Linked DNA regions of Homo sapiens: region 1 is linked to region 2. A link is a loop called in an ENCODE intact Hi-C map of the cell type or tissue named here. Cell type or tissue: sigmoid colon. All regions are shown on one strand. Each heading gives the region's core, and the rest is flanking DNA. Links, peaks and the distances in the headings are about the cores only.

Region 1 (6,091 bases), core at 1,092-6,091, 440 kb before region 2:
CTCTCCTTCATTGTTCCTTAAAGTTTTCATCTGAGGAATTAATACAGATAAAAAGACATTAGAAAGGAAGCACCACTGCCAAAGCTCATCACTGAAACCTTTTATCAAAAGTACAAACTATACAAGTTAGAGGATTTTTTTTTTACCCTTTTGTTTCTGAGGGTTAAGGGGGTGGGGTGGGGGTGGTAGTGTGGAGAGGAAAGGAGAAGAGAGGCTGGGGGAGAAAACACAGCTCTGTCAATGGACTGAATGCACCATTAAAACTGGCGTCACTACAAAGGTTAGAGCAGATCTAACTGTCAATACAGTGAGTAGAGTGGAGTCCGGTAAGGGGGAGCTTTGGTGAGAGATACTTTGATATTTTGGAATGTTAGAAGGGTGAATGTGAAAAATTGGAGGTTGGGGATCTAATTACCCAACCATAATTGGGGGCTAGGGAATAAGTTGCAGTCCTCTCAACTCACCGCAGATCAATTATGTTAAGAGAACATCTGTAAGTAGAACTTAATGAGGTCCATTAGAGCAACATGTACAGCCTCCTCTAACAGTACTTGTCAGCTTCTTGGATGAGCTGAAGGAAGCTGCTAACTAGGGACCTGGCGAGGTGTTTAAATACTGGAGGAGCAGCTCTGGCCCACTCAGGTTTTGTATGCAGTTCGGGAAGAAAGTGAGAAAGGGAGAGGCACACAAGAAAGACAGGAAGCCTGAAGCAGAGGTTTCTTTCATTTGTGTTGCTGAATTTCGAAGAGTGATGGTGGGAGTGTGTGTGGTGGGGGCAGTATCAACCTCATCCTTCCCTTGACCGAGACCTTTCACTGCTCCTGGACTTTCAGGGTGTGCTATCCTTTGCCTCCCCCCAACAACCTGTCTGCTGCCCTAAAAAAAAAATTAAAAAAAAAAAAGACGGCAACCTAACCGGAGCATCTCTGGGACGCCACAGAAATCGTAACTGAACACCCGCACACAAAAGTAATCTGTGAGGTGTGTTTTAAAGAAAGAAACAGCTGAAAACTTGAAGACGTGTTTAGAAATATACATATATACACACTATTTTCTTGTGGGAGATCTCCTTTGGGCAAAGGTAAGTAGTATATATCTAATCACCCCCTCAGCACCCTCCTCCACCCCATTTTGTCATTCCCCTCCCCTTTTCCCCTCATCAAGGTATCACAATATAAGACCCCTGAAGAAGACAGTCTGCCTTTTTTTTTCCTTTAATAAGTGTTGGGATGGGGGCTGGATGAAGTAAATTCTCTCATCAAACGTCTGATGATGAGTTGCAGAAAGAGGGCACAGGCAAAAGGTAATCGGACCAAAAAGATCTGGCTCTTTATAGCAATCCTTTCGCAAAGATTTCCAAAGGATCTGTAATTAAACTGGGTAGTTTACTCTCAGGAAATGAAGAAACTGCTTGCCTGGCTGGATCCAACCTTTAGCTTGGCTGAGTAAACAAAAGCACAAATTCTTCTTTCACTTTTTCCCTCGCGGGAGGGGTGAGACTTTGGGGTTGGGGGGAGCCAGGAAAACAGGGAGTTTGCTGAGGGTTAATGGTGTTTTTCGCAAAGTGTCAGCAGAAGATGATTAAATTCCACCTCTTGTTCACCAGATCACTTTGTGTGCACTTGTATATTTCATTGTCGGCAACCGCTGATGATCACATCTGTGCAGTACATTAAGTGGCAAGCCTCTTCATCTGCACGGGGTTTTTCTGATGATTTTTTCTGTGAATAATTCATATGATTATGAAGAGAAAAACTGCTATTTTCTATCTCTCTCCCTTCTGTAGCACAGATTAAAAAAAATCTTGCTGTAAATTGCGTGATTGGGGAGATAGCCTGCTTTCAAATAATTTAATTCATGACAAAACCTAATTACTGTCAGGTAATACCCTGTCAGCTTTAATGCATTTCATCAGTCATAATGAAAAGAAGAGCATTTTATGACCCATCTAATTATCATTACATTTTAGGGGAAAATGAATGGCATGGAGCTGAATGTTAACTATTCCATTTTATTCCTTTACACATGTGGTTTGGCATATTATTCGCTAAGTTCCTCTCTCTCTCTCTGTCTCTCTCTCTCCTCTGTCTCTCCTTCTCTCTCTCTCTCTCCTCCTTGCTTGGCAGTATTACTTGCTTATAAGTGTGGGGGAAATGGTAAAATTGAGAGGAAAAGGAAGATTGGGGAAAAAGGAAGAGGATGGGATGCACTTAGAGATCTGGGTGTTTGTCCCTTAAGAAAAAGGTGACAAAGTGGTTAATGTCTTTGCAGGTTGGTGTTGATATCAGGAATCTTACTGCCACAGTCCAAATAGAGTACTAATTACCGCGAATGATGTCACCGTAGGCAGAGGAATAATCCCATCATTTAATTAGTTGAATGATTTAAACAAAGATTTGCATAGATGCACTAATCAGTTGCCATGAATTACAGAGCAGCAGTTGCCAGCGAGGGGTAACAGATCATACAGTTGGAGGGAAAAAAAATCTCATCTCCTTGAACATAATTAATTTAATTGTCCTCATTAGCTGTACCATTTGTTTTGATTTTATTTCTCCCTTTCCCCACACATACTTCTCCCTCCCTCCCTCCCTCTTTTCTTCTTCTCAGTGCATTGGCTGAGACAGAGCGCACGAGACACACACACATGCATGCACACATATGCACACACACACACTCACACATACTGGGGTGTTTTCAGAGTGGCTGTAGCAGAGAGGTGGGGTAGAACAGTGGGGAGCTGTGCGGATGGGTGAAGTGCATGTATGCCTGCCTAGACGGGCCAGAAAAGCCAAACTTAAGAAATCTGCCTATGTACAGAACAAGTCAACTAAGGGGTTCTCATTAATCTACCGTCTGTGAATATCGTTATTTTTCAGGTTAGTTCTGAGTTTTGTTGCCTTTTAAAGGGAGAGGAAAGCAAACCACAGGCTATTTTATTATGAGCCTTCAAAAGGGAGGGGGTAAAAACTAGTTATCAATGTTGTGCCTTTATTCTTTATGAAGAAAAACAAAATTTAGCTTAAATACTCATGGGGGGGGTGCTTTGATTTTTTTTTTAAAACTAGAGCTAGATTAAAACTGATGGTGAAGAGAAGAAAAAAAGTTTTTTGTAGTTCAACAATTGAATATTTCTTGGCTCTTAAACATTTCAGTGAGTGTCTTTCAAATGTGGACCATTTTTAAGCTTGACCTCTGACAAAGCTTTGTAAAATCTGGTGAGGGTACTTTAAGAGCAGCCCAAACAGAGGGTGACTTTGAAGTTTGAAAACTTAGAAAAATAATAAGGTATTTTAAAGCTACCAGTGGCCTTTATAGATGCCAAGGAAAGTTAAGAGGAGAGGAGGTTAGAGAGAATGGGACCTATTAGAAAAAAAAAAAAAATCTGTCAAGGCCTTAAAACAAGCCTGTGAAGACAAAGCAGTAATGGTGCAGAAACTATGGTTCTTTGACCAAGTTAGTCCTGAAAACATGTTTCTCAGTGCTGTTGGCTGTTTTTCATTGGAGCGTGTGAGTTTTAAATAGTAAGGAATTCAAGTAATTGCAGGAAGTGTGTTTCGGGGTGGTGGTGGTGGGGGTCAGCATTAGTGAATGGAGAACAAGTTCACAGTTTGGGTCTTGGGCCATTAGAGGAAGGGAGGAAGGGAGGAAGGAGAGTGTGTGTGTGATCCCCTGAACCAGGCTTGTGTGGCGGACTTGCGGAGCAGCGACTTCAGAGAGTTCATGAATGGAAGTCACAGACAGACCAGCGACTGCAGCCACCTCCAGGCATTTCTTAAAGGGGAGGGTTGTGTGCTTTTTCCAGGGTATTCTGGTAGCAGTTTGATTCTCTTGCTTTTATTTTAATTTCCATAATTGGTAGCTTCAGAAATGGCTTTGGAAGGCAATTTGCTTTAAATGTAGCCACCTATTCCAAAATGCCCTGGTTATTTTAGGAACCCTACCCTTTTCCTCCGGAGCTCTCTCGCAGGAGTTCTTCTTTTGGACTGGTCCAGGAGGTAGGGTCCTTCCTCAGTCGACTCCTGCAGAGGTCACATTTTGTGTGCGGGTTTGTCCCCAGCGTTTGTGAGTAGCATATGCATGTGGTTGTGCTGACTGCACTCGCAGGCTTGTAAATTTTCACCCTGGGAAATTAGCAACAAAGCCCGATCTGTCTCGTGGCTGCTTTGCACTTTCCGAGGGCGGCTGTACTTGACTGAGCTGCAGAACAGGCACACGAGAGCGAGCGAGGGAGCCAGCGAGAGAGGGAGGGAGAGAAGGAAAGAAGAGGGGAGGGGTGGGGGCGAGAGGTAAATAGTCTTAAATCGGAAGGGAGCTGCTTCTCTGTGGTCTTGACAAGCGCTGCCTGGGCTCCGCCGGCTCACTAATAACTGAGTGACCTTTTCTTTGGCTGTATTATGTCTGGCTGGGAAGGGATTGCATTTTGCAGCTGAGAGCCGGAGCTTCCTTCAGCTCGGCTCCTCGCACGCTGCTGGGGTAAGTTGTCTTGAACCAGGACGGAGAGAGACAGCCTCGGACTGCAGTTGCCTAAAAGGAGGACACCTGTGGCTCAGATGCGGTCAACACCATTGCTTGGCGTATCCTTGAGGACCTCATTATTTTAAACTTAAAAAAAAATAGACATTCCCTCCCCCGTCTTTTTTTTTTTTTTCAAACAATGCTTCTTTTTGACCTTTCCCAAGGAGAAGCGCTACAAAGCAGCCACTGTGCTTACTGAACGGCCTCCCCCTGTATCGCTTAATTGAGAAGGTAAGTGCAGCAACTGTGTACACACGCGTCGGCTTATTTGTGGTGTGTGTGTCTGCGGGTGCGCGCGTGCGTGTGCGGATGTGGGTATTTTTTTCTTCCCCAACCTCTGCTAATGAGGCATAAACTGGAGCTGCAACCCAGCTCCGCACTGCAACTTTCACTCGGGCTGCAGCTCTACTGAGACGGTTTTGTTTAAATCATGTGAGGCTTCATTATTTTTATGATGAGACATGAAATAGATGCAGGCGGAAGATGTTGATGGAAGGAGGGAGAGCGGCTGCGGCGCGGAACGTCTCAAGTACGACTCGAGTGGATAATAGTCAAAGTTCACCATGAACTGCAGTATTTCCACACCCCTGACTCCCGGGGAGAGAGGGGCAGGGAGAGTTTGGAATTAGGAAGTGTTTGCTCCCAGCCCATAGGAAAAGAATTCAGTCCTGGGTGGGTTTCCGGACCCCTCCCCCTTACTTGCTGGAATTCATGAACCCCCACTTCTTAAAGAGTTGATATTACAATCTTTTGGTCCTTGTTGACGCTTCTGCCTCTCTCCACGCAGCCATAATAACAAAATGTTGTTCCTTTGCCGTGGAAAAGTGGCTGTGTTTGGGCATGGGGGCGGGGGGGGGGGGCAGGCGGGTAGGGGCAGAAGTGGCTAGAAGAGGGAAGGTCCCTGGACCAAGGTGCCTATATCCTAATAGATTGAGATTCAAACTGATGCAGCACATTTTTTACGGGGACTACTCAGATTGCTGTTATGAAATACAAGTCAGATTTATGATCTTTTTCATATTGAACATGATATGCTATGCTAACGCTGCATGTGACAGTTTAATCAAATCCATTTGTTACCAGGAAGCTAAAAGGGGCCGCTGGGATTTTAGGATTACGGGCAGAGTTAGGGAAGCATGTGGCTTTGTCATTCGCCATCATTTTGCACACTGCGAGGGGCTCCGTGTGTGCGCCCTGTCTTGTCTGGCCGTCCTCATCCCTTCCCCCACCCCCTGCCGCCACTCCGACCCGCTCCCAAAGTGGCTTCACAATAGTCGGTCCTCGGCGGTGTAGGCTGCGCACCAGGTCCACACTTAAGCGAAATCAAGGAGACCCCCTTCTACTTCTACCTTTGGGTTTGGTGCTCAATGCGAAGCTGCTGCAACTCAGACACGCCTAAGTCAACTCATGCAGAAAAAGGAGAAAAGTTTTGGTAAGGTTACAGTCTATCATAGATGCACTTTGCTGGCGCTCTGCACTCCTGGCCGCTCAAAAGCCTTTCTGCTTTTCCGCTGCTTTTGTGTCTTTCTGAAAGAACCGAAATATTATTGTTGTAACTGCTTTGAAAGACTGC
Region 2 (8,691 bases), core at 1,972-6,971:
GTGAGCCTGACATCTGATCTATGAATAGAGTAAGTGGTGAGACTCAACATGGTAAGAGTGTGCCCCTGTAGTACCAAGTCATGAAGACCCAAAGAGGGTTCTGGTAGGAGTATCTCCTACATTCACCAAGATAAGTTGCCATTGGCATCTGGCATAGCACTGACAGGAAGCCCATACCATTGCTCATGGAATAATGATCTCTCTTGTCCCCAGCTCTGCTACTCCTCCCCCTCTAAGTGCTCAGCTTCACCAGACCTGCCCCCAGTATTCAGTTGGACTTCTGCTGATGTTACCTCTAAGGTAGGGCTTCTCAACCTCAACGATACTGACATTTTAGACTGGATAATTCGTTGTTGGGGGTGGTTGTCCTGTGCACTTTAAGATTTTTTGTACTATCTCTGTCTTCTACTCACTGGATGCCACTAGCACTACCTAGTTGTGATAACAAACATATCTCAAGACATGGCCAAATGATTCCAGAGGAGCGGGGTCAAGACTACCCTTGTTTTGAGTACCAGCTCTTCTGGAGTCACAGAAAGTGGGGTCAGAAAGAAGCCACAAAGAAGCTGGTTCCTAGAGGATGATTTTTAACCTTTTGGTGTCCCAGTACTCTTACAGAATTTGGTGGGGCAAATATTTTTACCTAAGATCCATAAACGCACTTAAATATCTAGTACAAGTAAACTTTTATTTCAGAAACCCTCTGAAGCCCAAGAATTAATGATCTGGGGTACTAATTCCTTTATATTAATGCTGATATTTTTCATACAGGCTTCCCCAAGAAGCAAAGCAAAACAAAATCCAAAACAAAGTCTGAAAATGCAGAAGTTCCAATACAGAGAAGTTTACAAGATAGAGATATTTTTAAATAACTGAAGTCTAGTCACAAAATGGCTTGGCAAAATTTAAGGCCTCACAAGCTCTACATTTTTCCTTCTTTTCAGAGTGACCTCATCCCCTTTGCCTCATTTTCCAGCTTTACCTGCATCCTCGTCCTTCCCAGCCAAGCATCGATTAAAAGAGTAGTAATGGCTCACCTTTATCTAGCACTTTCTAAGCAGACACTGCTCTGAGCACTTTTACTTATATTCATTCGTTTCAACTTCACAACTCTATGAGACAAATACTATTATCATTCCCATTTTACAGATGAGGGGAACAAAACCACTTGGCGATTAAATCATTTTGCCAGAGTCACATAGCTAATAAGTGGCAGAGCCAAAAGTCAAACTTAGGCTGGTCCTAGAGTCCATGCTCTTGGCCCCTCTAACCTCCAAACTATGTGTGGCCCACAGTCCTAAATGCATACTGGGTAGTAGTTATCTGGTGGTGAAAGGAAATTTTCATATATCTCCCAGGATGTGTGAATACAGCAATCAATACTACAGACACTTAGCCAATTTTGTTTCCTCGCTGCCTCTCTCTACCCCCAGTATCCCTGTCTCATCACCTCTCTTCCCTTAGGAGGAACGTAAAGCTTTGTTTCCTCACAGCACCCTGACTAGTCTTCTCTAGTTAATTCAAATGACTCAGACATCATTCACCAATGTTTCTCAAAGTTTGTTCCAAGAACCATCTGAGTATGAGCCACAGGTAGTGATTATTAAAAGTACAGATTCTTGAGTCCTACCTTAGATCAACTGAATCAAAATCTCTAGGAATGAGGCCCAAGACGCTGTACTGTAAACAAGCTCTGTGAATGAATTTGCTGCACAAAAAATGAGCTCAATTGAGACTTTTGTGGTGGGTAATTCAACTGATTAGGGCCAATTAGGTTGAAGTTCATTTCTCAGACAGAAGAGCCAACTTTGCTTGGCAGTTTTATTCTGGCCCTTTCCTTAGTTATTTATTTATTTATTTAGCCATCTTCCAAATTATAAGCAGGTAGAACACATGAGGACATGAAGAGACAGTTTGGACAGACAAAGCCCAGCTAGTACCCAAACTGAAAAACTAATTTCAACTGCATCATTTTTATTGCAATGGGAAATATTCTTTTCCCGTTGGCAGTTATTGAATGAGTAAAAGGGTTTAACTATAATCAGGACATAGGATAAGTTTCCAAAAAAGGAAAACATCAATGAGACTTTATCCCAGTTCTTGGTAAACTCATGTCTGTGTCTTGGGTACAAGAATCTTAAAGGCAGCAGAGCTTGCACTTTCCTGCATGCAGAACCTTGCATGGTTACATTGCGAGGATACTGTTTTCCCAGCAGGAACTGAGTGCCGGACTGCTCCTTAGTTACAAACAAGCTTTACTGTTTTCCCCAAATGAAAATAAAATAGTCTAGTGATAGAATGGAATTAGAAAAAACAAAACGTCAATGAAAGCTCTCGATAGGCTAGCTAAGCCCAATTTACAAGAGTTATGCCTTGGCCATGGACCCCAATTGGATGATTTCTTTATCCACCCAACTCCTGAGCTACCAAATCTCTCAGCAGTTTAGACTCAACTGAGCCAAAGCTAAAGATTTAGAATCTTACTCTCAGTCATTCAAACCAGACTGTATCTCTAAGTTAATTTTTATTTAAGTTGCCAATGCCAGAAGTACTATCTGATTTTTTTTGGCGGGGAGGTGGTGGTGGGGATGTGTTGTTGCTGTTAAATTGCTAATCTATATAGAGATATTGGTGCTATTGTAGAGAATACATAGCCAAAAAACAAAGTTAGCTTCCTCCTTTGAGAAATATTAATTAGGAGCCTGGCAGTCAGTGTTTAGAAGGGAGCATGAGTACTCTCCCAGTAGATGAGCCCCAGTACTGTTTTCCCAGCAGGAACTGAGTGCCGGGACTGCTCCTTAGTTACAAGCAAGTTTTATTGTTTTCCCCAAACGAAAATAAAATAGTCTAGTGGTAGAATGGAATTAGAGAAACAAAACTTCATTTGAGAGCCTGATGGAGTCTTTTAGGAGAAGAAAATCCTGTTTTCCATATTCTCTTAATGTTTCAGACCCTAGGTGAAGAAGAAATGACCCAGATTCTACTGCACTTTGTCCTCTCCCTTTGACTTCTACGCTGCCAAGAGATTGATGGTGCAAAGTCACTTTGTCTCAACTTTGCACAGAGTTCTGTACTTCAGCTAGTCACCAGTAAAGAAATTCATTTCATTCACACTCTCCTTCCTTTTCTCTAAATCCTAAGAATTAGCTAAGTATCTGTAGTGCTTTCCTTTTAAGAAGGTTCCACTTTCCAAGGCTTTGGGATTTTTTTTCCTTTTTAGGTGAGGCATTCACTAGCTATGTATAATTCTTCCTTTGGGACAATTGCAAAGGGGGAGCTGATGTCGTTAAATAATTTTTATTAACTCTGAATAGATATTAAAATATATTGTAAGTAACACTAAATCCTTCTATTTCTATTGTAACTAAACCACAGATCTTTTGAAGTTATAAAATCCTTATTTAACTTTTAATTGCCTCCCAAATTCTTAAGAAATTTGACAGTTATTCTGTAACCACTGTGTCCTAGGTTCTTTCATATAAAAAATATAATTTAAGTTTCCCAAGAAATCTGAGGAAAGCACTATATCACCCCATTTTACAGACAAGGGCCCAAGGTTCAGAGACACAAAGCGTACTTGTCACATGTCATGAAACAAGTAATAGAAATGAGATTCAAATCCTGGTCTTAACTCTTAAGTCCAGTGTTCAGTCAATTGTTGCACGGCTATAACTGATCAGGTACAATTGCTGAGAATAAAGGAGTGATCAAAATTCACACCTTTCACCATGCTAAAGAATACCATATACATTTTATCCTTCATTCCCAGGAAGTAGTTTCTCATGTATGTTGTAAAGTTGTCATGCTCATTCTCCCATGTTCTCACCTTTTCCAACTCATTCTTGTTTCACCTCTGATGATTACAGCAGAAGTATCCTCAGAGCTACTCCCCTTTTAGAGCTTTTTAGGGAAAAACAAAAAAAGCAATTGGAGAGGATTACAGAAGTAAATCTGCAATGACACAGAATGACATGAGCCAAATAATTCTTCTCACTGAACTCAGTCTCTTAAGTTACCCATTTCTAATCAGTCCTGCTATTGCCAGGGACAAACAATCCTGCCAAGCACACCCAGAACTCTTGCAGGATGTTTCTGAAGGTTCCCTGGAAAATGCATTGTTTTTATAACTGCCAGTTAAGTGATGCCTTAGCTGCATTTGAGGAAGAGTGGGGACATCCAGTGGCCATGTGGGTTGATAACAACGGAATTATTGGTACAAAGATACGTTGTGGTTTTGATAGAGACTCCTATATTGCAAAAGGCCTTAAAAGATTTCTGGTTTTAATAATTTTTAAAATTATTATACATGGGACACTTTGGTAACCAGTGCACCTTCATCTAGAGTTCAGTTGGCAGGTATAGCTCCCCAAATAATCTAATTTGTGGACACCTGGGTCACAGTCTACTGCTCAAAATTATCTACCACATCAAACCAAGTACAAGGTAATGTTAATTTCTTCCCCCACCCCCTCATCAAAAAAATCTGATCATAACAGGCTGTTTACATGGCTCATTTACATGGATGACCTTCTGGCCTCAGGCGCAAAGAATACATCACTATTGAAAGAAGTCTTATTTTTGTCAATATAAAGAAAAATGAAAAAGTTTCAGAGGGTGAAGAGGTCACATTGACTGGCTAGCACAATTTGGGAACTGAAATCTTTCAGGGAGGAAAGAATACAAGTGTCTTTTAGTCTCCCTAGAACAATGTTATTGAAAGATATTTGGTGGTCCTCTGATATGAGATGAAATACTTAGTCAATATAAAACAGTATATAAATGCTATTCCCCCGGAATGTAATTTAATTGTTATGCCTGTGATTTTTCCCCACTATACGGGAAATTTTAAAACTATTCTAAACCCAATATTCAGATTCTTATGTGAATAGGTCGGGTAAAGGACAAGCAGAACAGGTTAAGAACAAGGGAATATAAATTGATCTATCTGCTTTCCAAGTGACTTAACTCAGGGGCAGCCTCCTCAAATAAGTTGTGAGTAGAGGTATCTAGCTTTAAGGCTTTCTCAGTTTTGGTCCTTCCCCTTGCTCTCTGCAACACCTCACTGCAGAACCTAATAGTCTTGCCCTGGACACCATTCTCTAACTTTCCTTACCCTTCCCATTAATTATCAAAATTTAGCATCATATACAATCACAGTATTGTAGCAACACCTTGCTTGCAGTGAGGTGTTCCTAATCAAAAAGGAAATTAGTGAATCTTTAGAAATTAAAGGGTAAAGAACAGATGCTGGTTCCACAGGGTTATTGCACCAGAGGAATTTCTCCCTAATAGAAGACCATGCCTTATCACCTGAAAATAACTTGCAATGTTGGAATTTCAGGTATAATGGCAGGTGTTCAAGCAGTCTCTCAGAGTTTTGCAAATCCCACCATGTATAAATCAGCTATAAATAAAACCAATCCCAATTCTTATCCCATTAAAAGTAATCAGTAGAAATCTGCACCCTGGCATTCCATAAATCCCTAGATTTTTTCTTGAAAACAATATTTTGAGATTCAGACACAGTACCTAACCCTACTGTCACACTAACCTTGAATACAAAGTTCATGGTGACAGTTTACCACTTAATAATCCTTCTAGAATATATTTACTTTAAGTTCTGCCATCTCTGTTGCAATGCATCTCTGTGGTAACACAATGTGGTATTTTAATATTGCTTTGGAAAGACTAAGGATCCAGAAACCAGTGTTCCAGCTCTGAGTCTCCCACTCATTGACCATCTGACCTCATGTTAGTCAATGCACATTTTGTGCTTGGCTTTCTCATCTGGAAAATGAGTAAATTAGAAGATCTATAAGAGTGTACCATTATAAAACATCTTCTCATCACATTGCCTTGTTTGTAATTGATCTGTATCTGAACAGCATTAAGATTGTACAAAAGTTATCTGATGCCTTGAGGTCTTTGTAAGAGTCTCTTTCTAAAAGAAAGAACTGCAGAAGTTTCACTGTCAAAAAGATCCTCTGTAATTAGGAAATCATATGTCAACATTTAGGCTAAATATATTTAGCACAGAAATGTCTCATGGTACATCCTCCTCCAAACTTCCAAAATACGGTATTATGCCTCATATTTTATGTGAGATGTGGAAAAAAGGTCAAAATGAGAACCCAGGAATCTTGCATCCTCATTTTCTACTGTAAACACTATGAAAGAAAAAAAAAAAGAGCAGTGATACTGCTCATGCCATGGTTCTCAACAGTTTGCCATAGCATGCATTTGAAGAGTGTTCCTATTTCTCTCCTGCCAATATGGGAACGGGAGGCAAATCAGCAATAAGGGATATCACAAGAATTTGCTTTCTCTGTCTTAAGAAGAGCCATTCCATTTCTTGCCTGAAGTTTAACTTGATTATGCATTCATTAAAGACGAGTGATGGCGATGATTAAACAAAAACATCTTTAAAATGCAGAGTTCATTTCAGCCCATTTGGTTTTGTTACACACAAATTGGATTTGCATTGCATCCTGCACAGCAGGTACTCCACTTGAAATCAAAGACAGATGCTTTTATGGGATTAAAAGGAAAACCTAGAGGAGGGGGAGTGTGTTAGAGATTGAGATATTTTGCATTTCGGTAATAATGGCTCCAAAATGAAATAGTGATCATATTGCTGCATTATCCATATAAGTGTTTGAGCTATAATTAAAAGGAAACAAGAATCCCCATCATAACTTGAATCATTGTCAAAGAAGAACATTTAATTTGCAGGGGGAAAAATGATTTTTCCAATAAATGCCTAATAATACCTTAGCATATTTGAAATTTAATCATAAGTGGCTTAGAATTAAACCATTTGAATTATTACTGAAACATTTCAAGTGGTGACATTAAATGCTTTGTTTGAAATTAGCCATTAATTCAAAAGTCTTCTCTAGAGCTGCTGTGAGAGTTTAACTCCTTGTCTGTAAACAGTAGTCCCTGGTTCTCACACTATTATTAATCTTTACGCCTCTAGAATATTCACATTGCTGACTATTTACTCTGGCACCCTTGGTTAAATTATTCTGAATGCTACAATTTTATAATTGATATCATCTGCTGTTTTAAAAGTGTAATACAATTGTCAGCTTCTTGGATATATGTTGGGAATACTGACCAGTTTTCTTAGATAAAAGTCAGAACTGATCAATCCCCAGTGTAATTCTCCTTTCCATTGCCTCCAAGAAGCTTCATATGGCAAATCTGGTTCCTCTCTTTCAGAGTGTCTGACTCTCTAACAGGGTTTTGTTAGCATTTTTCATCTATTTGATGATTGTATCTCATAGATTGATTGTACTGATGGCCCCAATTATTGACCTCCCTATATCCATGCTCTTTGCAATGTGAATTTTTCAATCCTCTCATGAAGTAGTATATATTTCCCCACCTCTTGGCTAGGTTTGTGACTTACTACGGTCAACAGAGCTTGGTGAAAAGGATGGTGTGCTAGTTCTAAACCTAGGCTCTAGAGGCCTTGTACATTCAGTTCTTTCTCTCGAACTCCTGCTTCTGCAAACAAGCCCAGGCTAGCTTGATGAAAACTGAGAGCTATGTGGCCCAGTCACCCCATAACTCCTGCCAATATCCAACCTAGCCCCTAGGAGCAGAGCTGCCCAGCTAAGGTGCAGGTGACCACAATCAAGACCAGAAGAACTGCCTGGCTGAGTCCAACATACACAAAAAAATCATTAATTTGAGTGGTGCTTTACCATAAAGCAATGGGTAATGATACTTACATAGGTCAGATTCTTTTAAGTAGTATTCGCTTTGGACTTTAAATGATGAATATCATTTTCAATGCTGTGCACAATGCCTATGTTATAACATGTGTTCAATAAATATTTATTGATGTATAGATGGGTAGAGATTTATTTACCTATTTTAGGCTGTTAATATGTTCTAATAAACTCTCACGGCATGTAACTGTGCCCTCCATGCTTTAGAAGAATGCTTAGGAGAAAATTGAAAAGAACATTGCTTCCCCCCTTTTTTTTCCTCACTGAGAATATCACATGAAAGGTGACCCAGGAACACAGATAAAGAACTTGTTGGAAAGAAAAGTCAGCCTCATCTTCCAACATTTTAGCCTGAAAAATATACACAAAATCATACCTAATGAAGCTTATCATCATTTCAAAATTCATGTGGAAGATAATCCCACAATCGAGGCTGGGTATCACCTTCCAGTGATGTGCAAATCTCTGAAAAGTATACTTCCCAAAATATTGAACCTACTGAAAGATAGAAGCAGATAAAATTTTAGAGATCATCTTGACCAAACTCTCACTTCACACAGAAATCTCCACTTCAGTTCCCTTGGAAGGTAATAATTGTAAGTGGTAACTAACATATAATATGCACCTATTAATTTCCAGGTCCTATTCTAAGTATCATCTATGTGTTGATTATTCACAAAAATCTTAAGCAGTAAGTACCATTTTAAGTTGGGGAAATGGCTCAGAGAGTTTCAGCAACATGTCCAAAGTCACATAGCTACTACATGGCAGAGATGGAATTCAAACTCTTAAGATTCTATTATCTTAACTATGATAGAGTTTCTCACTGTCAACAACTAGAGCCATTTATTGAAGAAATTAGCTACCTTTTGGTGAGGTAAGTTCTCCCCTTCCTTCTAAATACTTCAGCAGAGGCAAAACCTCTGAGAACCCATATAATATAATGGCTCAA

The links. A loop is a pair of places that touch in the nucleus more often than their neighbours do. Peaks named below come from ENCODE experiments on the same cell type or tissue, not always from the same donor. Only the 100,000 strongest peaks of a DNase experiment are listed, where the experiment ranks them.
Region 1: it touches region 2 in a loop (3-fold over the local background); 2 of 110 quality-filtered maps call a loop at or near these places.

Annotation. Positions count from the first base shown.
Region 1 is chr12:16,604,724-16,610,814 of GRCh38, reverse strand. It overlaps LMO3 (LIM domain only 3), which reads left to right and starts at 4,653. Exons shown (of 4, transcript NM_018640.5): 1 at 4,653-4,749. RefSeq lists enhancers at 331-830, 5,719-6,091. In sigmoid colon, for the core only: no CTCF peak of the experiment used is centred there; DNase peaks (open chromatin) are centred at 3,684, 4,184, 4,964, 5,764 and 1 weaker place; H3K4me3 peaks cover 5,000 bases.
Region 2 is chr12:16,161,104-16,169,794 of GRCh38, reverse strand. All of the region lies in intron 1 of LOC101928362 (a long non-coding RNA gene), which reads right to left. Among named protein-coding and RNA genes, the nearest start is that of SLC15A5, 110 kb to the left of the region's middle. In sigmoid colon, for the core only: a CTCF peak has its summit at 4,175; a DNase peak (open chromatin) is centred at 4,114.